Linked DNA regions of Homo sapiens: region 1 is linked to region 2. Evidence: chromatin loops called from intact Hi-C (ENCODE). Cell type or tissue: B cell. All regions are shown on one strand.

What was found. Peaks named below come from ENCODE experiments on the same cell type or tissue, not always from the same donor. Only the 100,000 strongest peaks of a DNase experiment are listed, where the experiment ranks them.
Region 1: it touches region 2 in a loop (30-fold over the local background); 43 of 110 quality-filtered maps call a loop at or near these places.

What each region holds. Positions count from the first base shown.
Region 1 is chr14:81,207,523-81,215,522 of GRCh38, forward strand. The region is part of intron 2 of GTF2A1 (general transcription factor IIA subunit 1); the gene reads right to left. Among named protein-coding and RNA genes, the nearest start is that of SNORA79, 8.7 kb to the left of the region's middle. In B cell, CTCF peaks have their summits at 4,498 (motif pointing left) and 4,704; DNase peaks (open chromatin) are centred at 1,829 and 4,499; H3K4me3 peaks cover 487 bases; H3K27ac peaks cover 2,712 bases.
Region 2 is chr14:80,992,706-81,000,705 of GRCh38, forward strand. The region is part of intron 1 of TSHR (thyroid stimulating hormone receptor); the gene reads left to right. Among named protein-coding and RNA genes, the nearest start is that of TSHR, 41 kb to the left of the region's middle. RefSeq lists a silencer at 3,827-3,886. In B cell, a CTCF peak has its summit at 3,718; a DNase peak (open chromatin) is centred at 3,816.

The sequences.
Region 1 (8,000 bases), 210 kb after region 2:
ACTGGTACCAGTAGAGTCAGGGCATTGCTGAAAAAATACCTGAAAATATGGAAGCGACTGTGGAACTGTGTAACAGGCAGAGGCTGGAACGGTTTGGGGAGCTCAGAAGAAAACAGGAAAATGTGGGAAAGTTTGGAACTTCCTAGAGACTTGTTGAATGGCTTTGACGAAAATGCTGATAGTGATATGAACAATAAGGTCCAGGCTGAGGTGGTCTCAGATGGCGATGAGGAACTTGTTAGGAACTGAAGCAAAGGTGACCCTTGTTATGTGTTAGCAAAGAGACTGGCGGCATTTTGCCGCTGCCCGAGAGATTTGTGGAACTTTGAACTTGAGAGATGATTTAGGTTAACTGGCAGAAGAAATTTCTAAGCAGAAAAGCATTCAAAAGGTGACTTGGGTGCTGTTAGAAGCATTCCGTTTTAAAAGGGAAACAAAGCATAGAAGTTCAGAAAATTTGCAGCCTGACAATGCTGTGGAAAAGAAAAAGCCATTTTTTGAGGAGAAATTCAAGCTGGCTGGAGAAATTTGCATAAGTAGCAAGAAGCCTAATGTTAATCTCCAAGACCATGGGGAAAATGTCTCCAGGCCATATCAGAGACCTTCACTGCAGCCCCTCCCATCAGAAGCCCAGAGACCCAGGAGGAAAAAGTGGTTTCAGGGGCCAGGCCCAGGGTCCCCATGCTGTGTGCAGCCTAGGGATTTGGTGCCCTGTGTCCCAGCCACTCCAGCTGAAAGGGGCCAACATAGAGCTCAGACTGTGGCTTCAGAAGGTGGAAGCCCCAAACCTTGGCAGCGTTCCTGTGGTGTTGAGCCTGCAGGTGCACAGAAGTCAAGAATTGAGGTTTGGGAACTTCTACCTAGATTTCAGAAGATGTATGGAAACGCCTGGATGCCCAAGCAAAAGTCTGCTACTGCAGAGGCAGAGCCCTCATGGAGAACCTCTGCTAGGGCAGTGCAGAAGAGAAATGTGGGGTCGGAGCCCTTACACAGAGTCCCTACTGGGGCAGTGCCCAGTGGAGCTGTGAGAAGAGGGCCACAGTCCTCTAGATCTCAGAATGGCAGACCCACCAACAGCTTGCACCGTGCTCCTGGAAAAGCCGCACTCAATGCCAGTGAGTGCAGCTGGAAGCAACCCACGAAAGCAGCTGGAAGCAAGACTGTACCCTGCAAAGCCACGGGGCAGAGTTGCCCAAGACCGTGGGAACCCACCTCTTGCATCAGCATGAACTAGATGTGAGACCTGGAGTCAAAGGAGATCACTTTGGAGTTTTAACGTAAGACTGCCCCACTGGATTTCGGACTTATATGGGCCCTGTAACCCCTTTGTTTTGGCCAATTTCTCCCATTTGGAACAGCTTTATTTACCCAATAACTGTACCCCCATTGTATCTAGGAAGTAACTAGCTTGCTTTTGATTTTACAGGCTCATAGGCAGAAGGGACTTGCCTTGTCTCAGATGAGACTCTGGACTGTGGACATTTGTGTTAATGCTGAGATGAGTTAAGACTTTGGGGGACTGCTGGGAAGGTACGATTGGTTTTGAAATATGACGACATGAGATTTGGAGGGCCAGAGACAGAATGATATTGTTTGGCTGTGTCCCCACCAAAATCTCAACTTGAATTGTATCTCCCAGAATTCCCACATGTTGTGGGAGGGACACAGCAGGAGGTAACTGAATCATAGGGCCCAGTCTTTCCCATACTATTCTTGTGATAGTGAATAAGTCTCACGAGATCTGATGGGTTTATCAGGGGTTTCCGCTTTTGCTTCTTCCTCATTTTCTCTTGCCACTGCCAAGTAAGAAGAGCCTTTCACTTCCCACTATGATTCTGAGGCCTCCCCAGCCATGTGGAACTGTAAGTCCAATTAAACCTTTTTTTGTTTCCAGTTTCGGGTTACGTCTTTATCAGCAGTATGTATACGTCTTTATTAGCAGTGTGAAAATGAACTAATACACCATCTAACAACCTGGAATACTTATTTGCAAAAGATTCCTAGGTCTCATTTTACTACCCTATCGAGCCAGACTCTCTGGAAAATCCAAAAATCTGCATTTTAACTAGTACCCCAGATAATCCTCACACTAAAGACCAAGCTCCTTAGTATAGCATGTTACCATACACCAACTGCTACTATAACTTGTACTCTATTTTCTCACAGTACCAAATTACTTGGAGGTCCCTGAATATAGCATACGTAACCTTAATAGACTATTCCTTACGATCAGCAGTTTTCTCCCACAATTCCCTATACAAGACAAATGTCAAAGTCTCAACAGCCTCAAAGAAAAGCCATCACTCACTGCCTCCATGCATAAAAGACATTTCTATTTTGTACTTACCACACAAAGTCTACCATTTCTACCAAAGTATGAACATCTTCTGGGCAGCAACTGTCTTATTCAGGATCTAATTTCAAAGAAGGGAAAACAAAACTATTGTCTTCTAGAATACTGTTCCTATATAAGGATGCTACTGACATTTTCGGCAGGACAATTCTTTATCATACAGAATGGTCCCACAAGAAATATGCAGGAATTGCAACATTCCTGGCTCCTGCCTAATAAATGCGAAAAATCCTCATGAAATGTTGAACATGGCCCCACACATTTCCAACAGCTTTGGGAGAGGCGGGTAATCTATTGAAAATCATTATTTACCAAGTACTATAATACTGGTTCTAGGTAATGTAAGACATACAAAAAGAGTATCATACAAATACTTTGTATTAAGCTTATAATGCCAATTACCAAAAAGTTCAAATTAATTGAATGTTTACAGTTTCTCCACAATTCCATTTTCACACAATCTTAATTTTATTTATCAAAATATTAGACATCAACTGTTTAAACAATGAGGCCGGGCACGGTGGCTCATGCCTGTAAACCCAGCACTTTGGGAGGCTGAGGTGGGCAGATCACGAGGGCAGGAGTTCAACACCAGCCTGACCAACATGATGAAAATAAAATAAATAAAATAAACAATGAAACACTATTTTGGCAATAGTAATCATACTAACATACGTTTTTGTTTTTGTTTTTTTTGGATATGGAGTGTCACTTTGTTGTCCGGGCTGGAGTGCAATGGTGCGATCTCGGCTCACTGCAACCTCCACCTCCTGGGTTCAAGCAATTCTCCTGCCTCAGCCTCCCCAGTAGCTGGGATTATAAGCATGCACCACCATGCCCAGCTAATTTTTGTATTTTTAGTAGATACGGGGTTTCACCGTGTTGGCCAGGCTGTTCTCAAACTCCTGATCCCAAGTGATTCGCCCACCTCGGCCTCCCAAAGTGCTGGAATTACAGGCATGAGACACCGCACCCAAGACACCGCACCCAGCCACTAACATAGTATTGAAAACAATCAGGAATACTAATCTTTGCCAGGTATCTGAAATTACATGGAGAAAATTCATCTTCTGTTCCCAAAATGATTCAGGTATACATTTGTATATTGTGTTGACTAATAACTAAAACTTACTAAATTCTGTGTACTTTATAAATACATGTACAAACTAGTTTTTTCACAAAAATCCTATAAGATAGACATTATTATCTCCCTTTTACAGAAAAAGAATCTGACAAGAAAGAAGTTAGGTAGCTTATTCAAGATCACTCTAATGGCAGACAGAATAGGGATATAACCCAGGTGGTCTGACTTCAATGTCCCAGTCAGGGCTAGAGAGTGAATGTCTCTGCATTCTGTACCCCAGGACCCTCACTTGCCTCCCTTTAATCCCAGTACTAGTCCAAATTCCTAGTCTCTAAACTAGACTGCTGCTATCAGAGCAGGTCACCGACCATCAAAACCATCTCAGGTGCCATTCACCAACAACCCAAGATCTAGTCAAAACTCTGTTACCTTCCTGCTTACTGCTAAGTACTGTATATGTCACATAGAGGCAAAAGGGCTAGGTTCATGGCTCTACCATTTATTAGCTAAACGACCTTGTCAAAGCACATTCCAAGTCTACTTTCTCACCTATAAAATGTGATGAGACCTACTGCTCCCCAAGTTAATCCCCTTATCACTCCCCTACTGTTAATCCCCAAGACCATGGAGAAAATGTCTCCAGGCCACATCAGAGACCTTCACTGCAGCCCGTCACATCACAAGCCCAGAGGTTAGGTGGCTAAACCTGGCAACATGGTGGGCTAGAAATTCTGAAGGATTCTCCTACTTTCACAAAACATCTAGCTCCTGGATAAAATATATTACACTTCTAGGTTCCCAAGAAATAATGCTGTAGAAACAGAGCTTTCCCTAAGAATAAATGAAATGAAATAGTAGATTATTATTCAACTTATGGTCCAAATATTTACACATAATTAGAGTGTATCAAGTACTTTATATATATATATATATATATATATATATATATAACTAGAGTATATTTAGAATAGTGGTTCTCAGCCAGAGGTGATTTTGGCCCCCGGCGACATCTGGCAATGTCTAGAGACATTTTTGGTTACAACTGAAGAGTGCTACTGGCATCTAGTGGGCAGAGGCCAGTTGTGCTGCTAACATTCTACAATCAATAGGACAGCCCCTGCAACAAAGAATTAACCAGTGCAAAATGTCAATAATGCCAGTGTTGAGAAATCTGAACCAGAGGCAGATAAACTGAATTTCAGATATACTTCCAATTGAGGCAACTCTTCTCATTTGTTTTATTAAAAAGAGAGAAAATGTTTTATATCTCCCACAGTACTTGACATTTGGACATAGGTAGGTTGGAAAATCTAGAAATCAGGTTGATTTTATCATTCACTTTGAAGAGAATTTCTACAGTGTCATTCCCACCCACAGACACTCACCAATCCAAAACACATTTACATTCGAATATAGATTTACTGAAAACCAGGGCTGTATTTTATTGTGTTTTTTCTACCTCTCACAGTTTACACATTAAAGTAGGCCTGCAGTGTTTCAAAAGATAACCTCAAAGATTGGGTTGAAATATTCTTATCATCTCCCTTTCTGCTTACCTCATTAACCCTCAAATTACATGCATTCTCATCATTCATCTTTGTTCTCAATCTAATTCACCACTGCCTCCTTTACAGCCTTATACAAGCTTTTGATAAGTTTGTAAAATGGCCCCAGAAAGTAGGGAGAGGGGCTAGAGCTAATGACAGGCTTTCTAAACCATAAAATATGAAATTAAAGTTCGTTTTATTAAGCAAGAATGTCTAAACCTGAGCAGTCCAATATGGCAGCAACTAGCCATATGTAGTGATTTAAGTTTAGATTAATAAAAATTCAGTTCCTCAGTTCCACCAACCACATTTTGAGTGCTTAATAAGCACATGTGGCTAGTGGCTACCATACTGAAGAGCACAGGTACAGAACACTTTCATCACTGCAGAAAGTTCTATTGGACAATGCTGGCTGTCCAGCTGTTAAATCTAGGGCATATTCTAGAAATTCTAATGAGATCCTGAAGAAATTCAGTGCAGAGAATTAAAATAACAAACTCATTTTAGTCTAACCGTTTTATTTTTAACTCCAATACAACCCAGATAGAAGAGTATGGCCCATTTAAAAACAACAAGAATATTACACTATTTTGTTCAGTTAGATTCAGGTGCCGTATCTATTATCAAACACTTCAATCAAATACTTACTGAATGCCAACCACATATGCCCAGACATCGTGGTAGAAGCTGGGGATTCAAAATTGAGTAGGTCACATTTTTTGTCATTTAAAAACTAACCATTAAACTAAAAATCAGTGTGTTACCTATAAAATATGTACTAAAAAAGTCATATATAACAAAAATGGAGGTGGAAACATTTGGTCTCAAAGATGCTCATTCTCTTCGAGAGAATGTCTTGATTCTACTATTAACGATAGGGAAAATTCTCCAGATTTTCATTGTGAAAAGCGAGAGTAGATAACAATCTAGACTGACCACTAGTTTGACCTAGAGAAAATTACCTAACATCTTTAGAACTGATTTTCTACACCTAAAAATGCTGCATCTTCTATACAAGGTCACAAAACTACAAGGACAACCATTATAAAAGTATAACATAAATTGCAAAAAACTCATTCCACGTTACACTAAGGAATCAAAAGAAGCTTGTTTTCTTATTATTCACATCCCTCAGTTACTTCATGCTACTTGAACAATTTATATTGTTCTTCTTCCAACTCATGTCTCGGAATTAGCACTCTTACACTTGTATTTTTAGATACCTACTCTTCACTATTAGTAACCTGTAATTTTTCTCAAGGTAAATAAATATTTGCTCATCTGTTTCACACCTATATATTTTTCCTACCTCACACAGGAAATATTTTTGGGTTTTTCTGTTTTTTTTTTTTTTGAGACAGAGTCTTGATCTGTCACCCAGGCTGCAGTGTAGTGGCATGATCTCGGCTCACTGCAACCCCCGCCTCCTGGGTTCAAGCCATTCTCCTGCCTCAGCCTCCCCAGTAGCTGGGATTACAGGCACGCACCACCATGCCCAGCTAATTTTTGTATTTTTAGTAGACATAGGGTTTCACCATGTTGGCCAGGCTGGTCTCAAACTCCTCACACAGGAATATTCTTATTGAAAATTCTAGAGAAGTTTCCTGTAGATACCTATTAATAAATACGCCAAGACCTACCTCATCACCGCAATCAAGGTAAGATTTGCAACTGGTTGCCAAGTTGCAGCCTCGACACCTATGCTGAATGGATGAGACCACAACAAATGTTCCTTAACATTTATTAACTGTGATTATTTATTTGTACATAGATTTAAAGGAGCCTAATAATCAACTTCTAAACCAGCAGTTCTAAAACTCTTTCATCTCAGGACGATTTATCAAATTACTGAGACCCGGCCGGGAGCGGTGGCTCATGTCTGTAATCCCAGCACTTTGGGAGGCCGAGGTGGGGGGATCACAAGGTCAGGAGATCGAGACCATCCTGGCTAACACGGTGAAACCCCATCTCTACTAAAAATACAAAAAAATTAGCCAGGCGTCGTGGCGGGCGCCTGTAGTCCCAGCTACTTGGGAGGCTGAGGCAGGAGAATGGCATGAACCAGGGAGGCAAAGCTTGCAGTGAGCCAAGATAGCACCACTGCACTCCAGCCTGGGTGACAGAGCGAAACTCCGTCTCAAAAAAAAAAAAAAATTACTGAGACCCTCAAAGAGCTTTTCTGTATGTGAATTACATCCACCTATATTTATACTAATAGAAATTATAACAAATTTTTAATTTTCACTAATTTGTTTAGAAATAATGGATCCATTATATGTTAACATAAATAACATTTTTCTGAAAATAGCCATATTTTAGTAAATAAAATTGAGTGAGAATGACAAATGACTTAAAGGAAAATAGCTAGATTCTCGTATCTGACCCTGTTTTTGCTTTGTTTTGGTGGAGGTGTACAAAGAAAATCTGCCTTCCTACAATTAAGTAGTTGGGAAAAGAAAAGGTACTTTTAAGTGACAGTTTCTTAATAGTTAGTTACAATGCAGAATATGAAACCATATAACTGTGAACTTTTCATACTTTTAAAGTCCATTAATTTATCTTGCATTTTGAATGAATTTTCCAACATTATGCATTGGATATTCAGAAAATACAAGTTCAGTGAATTATATGGATCTTTCAACTGTAAACACACTTCATTACGGAATATCAAACAATCAAATTTCTTAATATCAACATTGAGTCCTCATCTTTTTAATATTCAGTTTGTCAGAAATGAGAAGTATACATAAAGCATTTCTGCTGCTTATTTACAGTTATCTCAAGGAAAAGCACCTGTGCACTTGAATTGTGAATTTAACTGGTCACTTTTCTCACAGAATACAACTTTTACTTGAAAGAATGACGGGCAAACTATGATTTTCCAGACTTAAGCATTTAGTCAACCTTGTGGACCCCCTGAAAGAACCCTTGGGGAGAATCCAGGGCTCCATGAACTATACCTTGAGAACCACTATTCTAATCAACAGGGCAAAAATATTCCACAATTTCATGAGTC
Region 2 (8,000 bases):
ATGATAACCTAACTAAGATAAATATAAACCCTACATTTGACTCTAAATAATAAATTGCACAATTATTGGATTGTAAAGTCCTAGTCCAGAGGTCATGGTAAAAACATCTGGGAGCTGCAGTTAACTATAAAAACAGGAAAGAGACCGATGAAGCTTCTAAAAATATTAACTTATTAATACTAGCATAGAATCATGGGAAATGATGGGAACCAAGAGAAATGATAGTCTCACTGCGTTCCTTGTGGGTCGAATCACATTTTAAGAGGAATTGATAAACTAGAGTAAATTCAGGTGACTCCATCTAATAGGATAGACAGTACCCCATGCTATACCAAAACGAGTTAAAAGAGCTCAAGTAGGGCTCTGGGGAAGAGAAAAATAAAATATAGATTTGAGCTGTCTTCAGTTATTTGAAGGAGATCCAGTGTTGTCCCAGTAGGCAAAACTTAGACCAAAAAAATTGTACTCCCAAATTTGATTATCACATATCAGATTTGGATTCAGTAAGAAGAACTGTTCTAAAGATCACAGCTGTTCAACAATGGAATGGACTCCTCTGGACGGTAGAGAGATTGTGTCACACAATACCTGGGGCTTAGACATTTCTTGTAATCCTGTCTGTACTTAGCATAGCTCTGGACACACAATCCATAGTCACTAAATATTTTTTCACAGATTGATACTAGGGAAAATAATAATATTTAACTATGAGTATATGCCTACTCTGCCCAGTAATGTTTAGTATTGAACCAGAGATCTAGATTAGTGATCTCCAGATTTAATTCATTATATACTCCTATCAGTAAAGTTTTTGAACAGGTACTCCTAATATATACATTTATTTATAAATTCTATACTATACTACTCTACTAATCGTCATATCAAATACATGTTTATAAAACAAAAATAATGTAAGGGCAAAAATATGAGATAAAGAAAAATAAATGTTAATGTGTTTTCTTTCTGCACACCAATGGATCATCATGGCCACCCCACTTTGCAGAGAACTGGTCTATAATTAAGGGACTTAACATCTGCCTCAAATACCTGGATATTTTAGGCCCTTCTGAGTCTGAATGATCTACATATCAATCTTAATTTTTTCATTTCTCTTTTCCCATGTAGACAAAAACAGGATTAAAAAAAAAAAGGTTAAGCGATGTTCTACCATTTCTATACAGTTGACCCTTGAGCAACACAAGTTTGAACTTCACAGGTCCACTTATATGAGGATTTTTTTTCAATAAAAGTAACACTGAGTATGCTGCCTCTTCTGCATCCCCTTGCACATCCTCCATCTCTTCCATCTCTGACACAGTGAGACAGCAAGACCAACCCCTCCTCTTCCTTTTCCTCCTTCTTCAACATGAAGATAACAAGGATGGGGACCTTTATGATGAGTCACTTCCACTTAATGAATAGTAAATATAGTTTCTCTTCCTTATGATTTTCTTAATAACGTTTTCTTTTTTTTTCTAGCTTACTTTATTGTAAAAGTACAGTTTGCAATATATATGCAAAAAAAGTCTTCACTGACTGTTTATGTTATCAGTAAGGTCTCTAGTCAGCAGTAGGCTATTAGTAATCATTTTAAAAAGCCACTTATAGATTCAATGCTATTCCCATTAAACTACCTTTGACATTCTTCACAGAACTAGTGAAAAAAAAAACTATTTAAAAATTTATATGAAACCATAGAAGAGACCAAATAGCCAAGGCAATCCTAAGCAAAAAGAACAAAGCTGGAAGCATCACGCTACCCAACTTCAAACTATACTACAGGGTTACAGTAACCAAAACAGCCTGATACTCGTACAAGAACCAACACATAGACCAATGGAACAGAATAAAGAACCTAGAAATAAGACCACACACATACAACTATTTGATCTTTGACAAACCAAGCAAAAGCAAGCAATGAAGAAAGGATTCCCTGTTCAATAAATGGTGCTGAGATATCTGGCTAGCCATATGCAGAAGATTGAAACTGAACCCTCTCCTTACACCATATACAAAAATTAACTCAAGATGGATTAAAGACTTAAATGTAAAACCCAAAACTGTAAAAACCTTGGAAGACAACCTAGCCAGTACCATTCAGGACGTAGGCACGGGCAAAGATTTCATGACAAACATGCCAAAAGCAATTGCAACAAAAGAGAAAATTGACAAATAGAATCTAATTAAACTAATGTGCTTCAATTTACTTTGTTGAGAGTATAAAAAACACTATCAACAGAGTAAACAGGCAACCTACAGAATGGGAGAAAAAATTCGCAAACTATGCATCTGACAAAGATCTAATATCCAGCATATATAATGGACTTAAATTTACAAAGAAAAAATAAATAACCCCATTAAAAGGTGGGCAAAGGACACGAAGACATACATGTGGCCAAAAATCACATGAAAAAAGGTGCCATATCACTGATTATTGGAGAAATGCAAATCAAAACCACAATGAGGTACCATCTCATGCCAGTCAGAATGGCTATTAAAAGTTAAAAGAAATGCTTTTACCCTGTTGGGAGTGTAAATTAATGCAGCCATTGTGGAAGACAACGTGGTGATTCCTCAAAGACCTAAAGACAGAAATACCATTCAACCCAGCAATCCCATTACTGGATATATACCCACAGGAATATAAATAATTCTATTATAAAGACACATGTGTATGTTTATTTCAGCACTATTCAGAATAGCAAAGACATGGAGTCAACCTAAATGTCCATCAGTGATAGACTGGATTAGGAAAATGTGGTACATATACACTATGGAATACTATGCAGCCATAAAAAAGAATGAGATCATGTTCTTTGCAGGGACATGGATGGAGCTGGAGGTCATTATCCTCAGCAAACCAACACAGGAACAGAAAATCAAATCCCATATATTCTCACTTATAAGTGGGAGTTAAATTATGAGAACACATGGGTGCATAGAGGGAACAGTACACATTGGGGCATTTTAGAGGCTGGGGGATGGGAGGAGGGAGAGGATTAGGAAAAACGACTAATGGGTACTAGGCTTCATACCTGGGTGATGAAATAATCTGTACAACAAACTCCCATGACACAAGTTTACCTGTGTAACAAACCTGCACTTGTACCCCTGAACTTAAAATAAAAGTTAAAAAAAAAAAAAAGAATAAAGGGTAGCAAACACACCTTCTTGCTACAAAAGAAAAAAACAGTAGGCTATTGGTAGTTAAGTTTTGGGGTAGTCAAAAGTTATGTGCAAATTTTTGATTATGCCATTGTCGACACTCCTAAACCCCTCCATTGTCAAGGGTGAACTGTATCTGTTTTTGTAAGTCTTTTATGAAAATATTTTTAAATGTCAGTTTTTTGTTGACCCTGCATGATTGTGATAGAATTTTTCTACCTCGTGTCTCCAAAACAGATGTTGTTCCCTTATAATTATAATACATTTTACAAAATCGCAACTGCAGAGTGTTTTGTTGAAGTGATCATCTTAAATGAATGCATGAGCCGTAACCGGATCAATCATTCTTACTCCTGTCAAGCTTTCAATTACATTCCAGAGTCCCAGCACAAACCTAGCAGCTTGTTGGAACATCTAGATGCCCTTTGCTTCTACATCCTCCCTCTTTCCTCCCAGATTTGGATTACCTTTAAATGAGCTATTATCTGATATGATGCCACAGTTTCCATGATTCGTATTCATTTTTTTAAAACTTTCGTCTATGATCTAGTAAGTGACGATGACTGGTTTATTGCAAAATTTTCTGAATCACTTTGCTCTGTCAGATTAAGCTTTCAGCTAACCAGCAGAGGGAGCACAAAGAGACACACTGGTTTCATCTCAGTGTACAGGGAGTCTAGTTACTAAGTGGACGAAGAACTCCCGCACATTGAGATCTGGTCCTCAACTGGCAAGAAGCACTGTTCGAGCAATCAGGAAAATCTGGGCTTTAAGCAGTGGCACCACTACGAATTTATTCTCTTGCCTAAGATTACTTGGAATTCCTATAGTAGTGGGGGAGGGGGGACTCTCTTTTGTACTAGTTCCTCCTTAAATTTTAAAGAAATTGAGCCCGTGGACTGAGGTGGGTGCGGATGGTGGGATGCAGAGGAAACAAAAATTTCTTCTCATCTAGCTTCCACTCCAAATCTGTTTCTCCCAGAGAAAATACAAGACTTAGGAGTGCTGTATGAAGTCTCTTGCTGCTCTATTCTCTAGGAAACCTAATATGAAATCATTAAGCTACTGAATGTCAGTTTCTTCAACAGTAAAGAAGACACATTATTATTGCTGTTATTATTACTACTACTACTACCACCACCACCACTACCACCATTACTATCCATTTAGTGACTTCTGTTTTCTCTACTTAATCTCACTTATTCAGCATATCAGCCCTAAGAGGCAGATTTTATTGCTCCCATTTTACAGAAGAGGAACTGGAGGCTTAAAGAAGTTGAAGAACTCAACCAACGTCAAGCAACTAGAAAGGAAACTGGAAGAAGGTGTCTCTGATTCCAAAGCTCCATGCTTTTCATCTGTGTTGGTAATAAAAAGAATAATACCATATCACAGTTATATTGTACATTACAAAGCACTTTAACCTTTATCATCCCCACCTCGGGATAATTCTGTGAGCTAAACACGGACAAATAGTAACATTCACCCCTCCCTATCTCTCTTTACCTCTTTAGCTCCTATTTTTAAAAAACAAGCAATTAAGGGAACTAAAGCTTACAAAATGTAAAGGATTTTTCTAAGGTCACATAGATGAAAAATGGATTTGGGATTAAATGGGTTTTATTCCTGTAGTTGCCACATCACACTGCTTTGCCACATAGAGAGGAAGAGACCCAGCTTTGCCTCCAACTAGCTCTTTTACCCTAAAATGATCATTTAAACCCTGGAGTTCTTGCATATATAAAATAGATGGGAGTAACAATAATAATTAATACTTATGTTAACAACCTCACGGTATTCACAAAGATCAAATGAAATACGGAGATAGTTATGAAATAAGTAAATAATATACAGACAAATATAGTTCTATTGTAAGATTATCCTGGGTGTTGAAACTAGGTTATGTCTGACTTCTGGCAAAATTACAGGACAGGGCAGGTTAGTGTCTAATCTGCCTACTTCCCAATCCCCAGGTAGCTGTCGCCTGAAAAGGCATCGGAAGATACTTAAGAGATAGGAGATTGTTCATATTTACTTAATTTTTTGGATGAGACTGTTTGTCTGAACTGTCTCATGAGATGGTATTTACCTACTTGGGAAGCTCATTCTCTCATTTGGGACTTGGAAGCATTCTCATTGTACAACAGTGAGAGCTGGAATGCCATTACATCATTATGAACCACCCAGTGCCCATTTGATATAGTTAATAACAAGGATTAATGAAGTAATTTAAAAGGAAGAAATAGAATCCTTGCCTTGATCCAAGACAAAAGGACAAAAAAAATTTCTTTCTGAAATTTGAGGGAAAAAATATTGGTTGCTTCTATTCTTTTAAGAAACTGCCTGAGAAAAGTCACAGTGTGTGTGTTATGTGGGAAATAAGAGTATTGGGGCAGGCAATCATTCATATGTTAGATTTCTTTGTTCAGATCAATATTGTTTGAGTGCTAACACTGTGGTAGGTGCTGGAAATCGAATGCTGAACAGAACAGATAAGTTGCCCACACTTTCATGGAATTTGCATTTTAGACAGACAGCCAGCAATGATCAAATAATTACATGTTTGGTGGGTGTTACAAAGGAGAAAAACAGACTTCCATTATGACCTCTTATGTAATCACACTGCAATATCTTGAAATTATTACTTATAAAGATCAAGCAGAAGCTACTGCTGCATACTAGAGAATTTTAAATGATTTCCAACATCGAGAAACTTGAATTTCTTAAGGAGTAGTTATTATAAAAAGAAACTGGAATGGCTAATCTTGGCTGTCTCTCTAAAGCCAATATAAAGAAAATGAGTGATACACAACATTATCTTGACCTCACTGACAACTAGATAGCCTAAGAAACAGTGTGTGCAATAGAGTAGAAGGAAGAATCAAAGGACATATTTTATAAGGATAATGAGTTCTGCTTTCTTTTCCTCTTCTGGGCTATAATAATTTTTGTCTCTTTTGTAATCATACCCTCTTGGAAAGCCACTGGCTTGGACTGATTTATGCCTACTACAGATTTTTCCTTCCAAAAGTACATCTCCATGACTAAGGAAATGGGCTGTCTCAGGTTGGCTGGTTCCATCAAGAACACTTAAAACTTGATTGCACAATTGTAAAACCAACTGGGGTCTTAGCATCAACTTGCATTTTCTCATTGGCATCCAATTTTGAGGATATCATATTGCTTGGAGAAGAAAGAGGCAGTAGTTATTATAATTTCCGTGGACTTACAGAGTTTTAGAGACTTGGATATCGTGTACTTTAACCTCACACCCAGTGTAAGAATCTCCTATACCTGATTCATGATATTCATCTTTTGAATACATAGGGTAAAAAGAGCTTACTATCTCATTTTTGAAGAATTCTGTTATTCTTTTTTATATTGGAGAAAATCTACCACCATTAGTCTTAGATATGTTCACCAGAGCCATCATGGACCAAATCAGAAGTAATCATTTCTACTTAAAGACTTTCCTCCTCTTCACCACTAACAAGTCTTTTCTCTTCTAGGCTAAACATTCCAGGTTTTTCCTCCATTCTGTATACCACATGATCCTCCAAATTGCTCCCATTTTGGATGATGGAGCTTGAGGAGGTGGAAGATCAAAATGTTAGTGTGTGTTATCTAACAGATTTGCTCTTTCTCTCAGTTTTGTAACATTAGCAGGTTTGATCAATATTTCACCTGTGCTGCAATTCACATCGATAATTAAACTATACAGGGTTGCTTTAATTATAAAGCTAAAAGTGGATTTTTTTCCATTAACATTACCAGATAGGATGATTTGCCAACTCGTTCTCTGGGTCTAGAAAATGCCCAATGAAGTCATATTGACTCTAAAATCAAGCTCTGGATGTGAAGATGCTGCCATGCTGTTGAGTCAAAAGAATATATTATTTTTCATTTCTGTTAGACCAGTAATTTTAGTAACTTTGGCAAAAGGAATATAAAAACAAGCAATCTCCAATTTATAGGGCTGCACTGTAGAAGTCATTTGTTTGGAATGTATTTCACATGAGTATTAAATTTTTGGGGAAGACTACCAAATTTTTTTTCTTTTTTTTCTTTTTTTTTTTTTTGAGACAGACTCTTGCTCTGTCACCCAGGCTGGAGTGCAGTGGCATGATCTTGGCTCACTGCAACTTCCACCTCCTGGGTTCAAGCGATTCTCCAGCCTCAGACTCCCGAGTAGCTGGGACTACAGGCGCATGCCACCACACCTGGCTAATTTTTTGTATTTTAGTAGAGACAGGGTTTCACCATGTTGCCCAGGCTGGTCTCGAACTCCTGAGCTCAGGCAATCCGCCCGCCTTGGCCTCTCAAAGTGCTGGGATTACAGGCGTGAGCCACCGCACCCGGCCAAAATTTTTAACTCCTAAGACAACTGACATTGTAAACCAGAATGTCATTTCCGGTTCTTTAACTTAACATGTACCATAAGCACCACGAGAAATATTTTGACATCTAGCACGATGTTTAACAATGTTTTTCTGGATTCGGATGACCAGGATCACTGCTGGGAACACCAGGAATATTTTCATGCTTTTATTCTCTATCCAATTGAGTTAAGGATCCCCGGCCCCACATCTGCTGAATAAAGAAAACTGGGATCCTTGTGGCCTGAATCTGGTGGTGGCTGGGAAGGTTAAGATGCAGTGATAGATGCTACAGAGCTTCTGGAATAAAGCCTGCCTACCACTGGGGTATACTCCTCAGTCTTCATGGGTCGCAGTCAGACTCCCATTCTCTCTTTCCCTCCACGTCAGCCTGATTCATAGCCTCTTCGTACTCATTCTCTCTCTCTCCTCCTATTCTCTCTTCCTCAGGGGTCATGA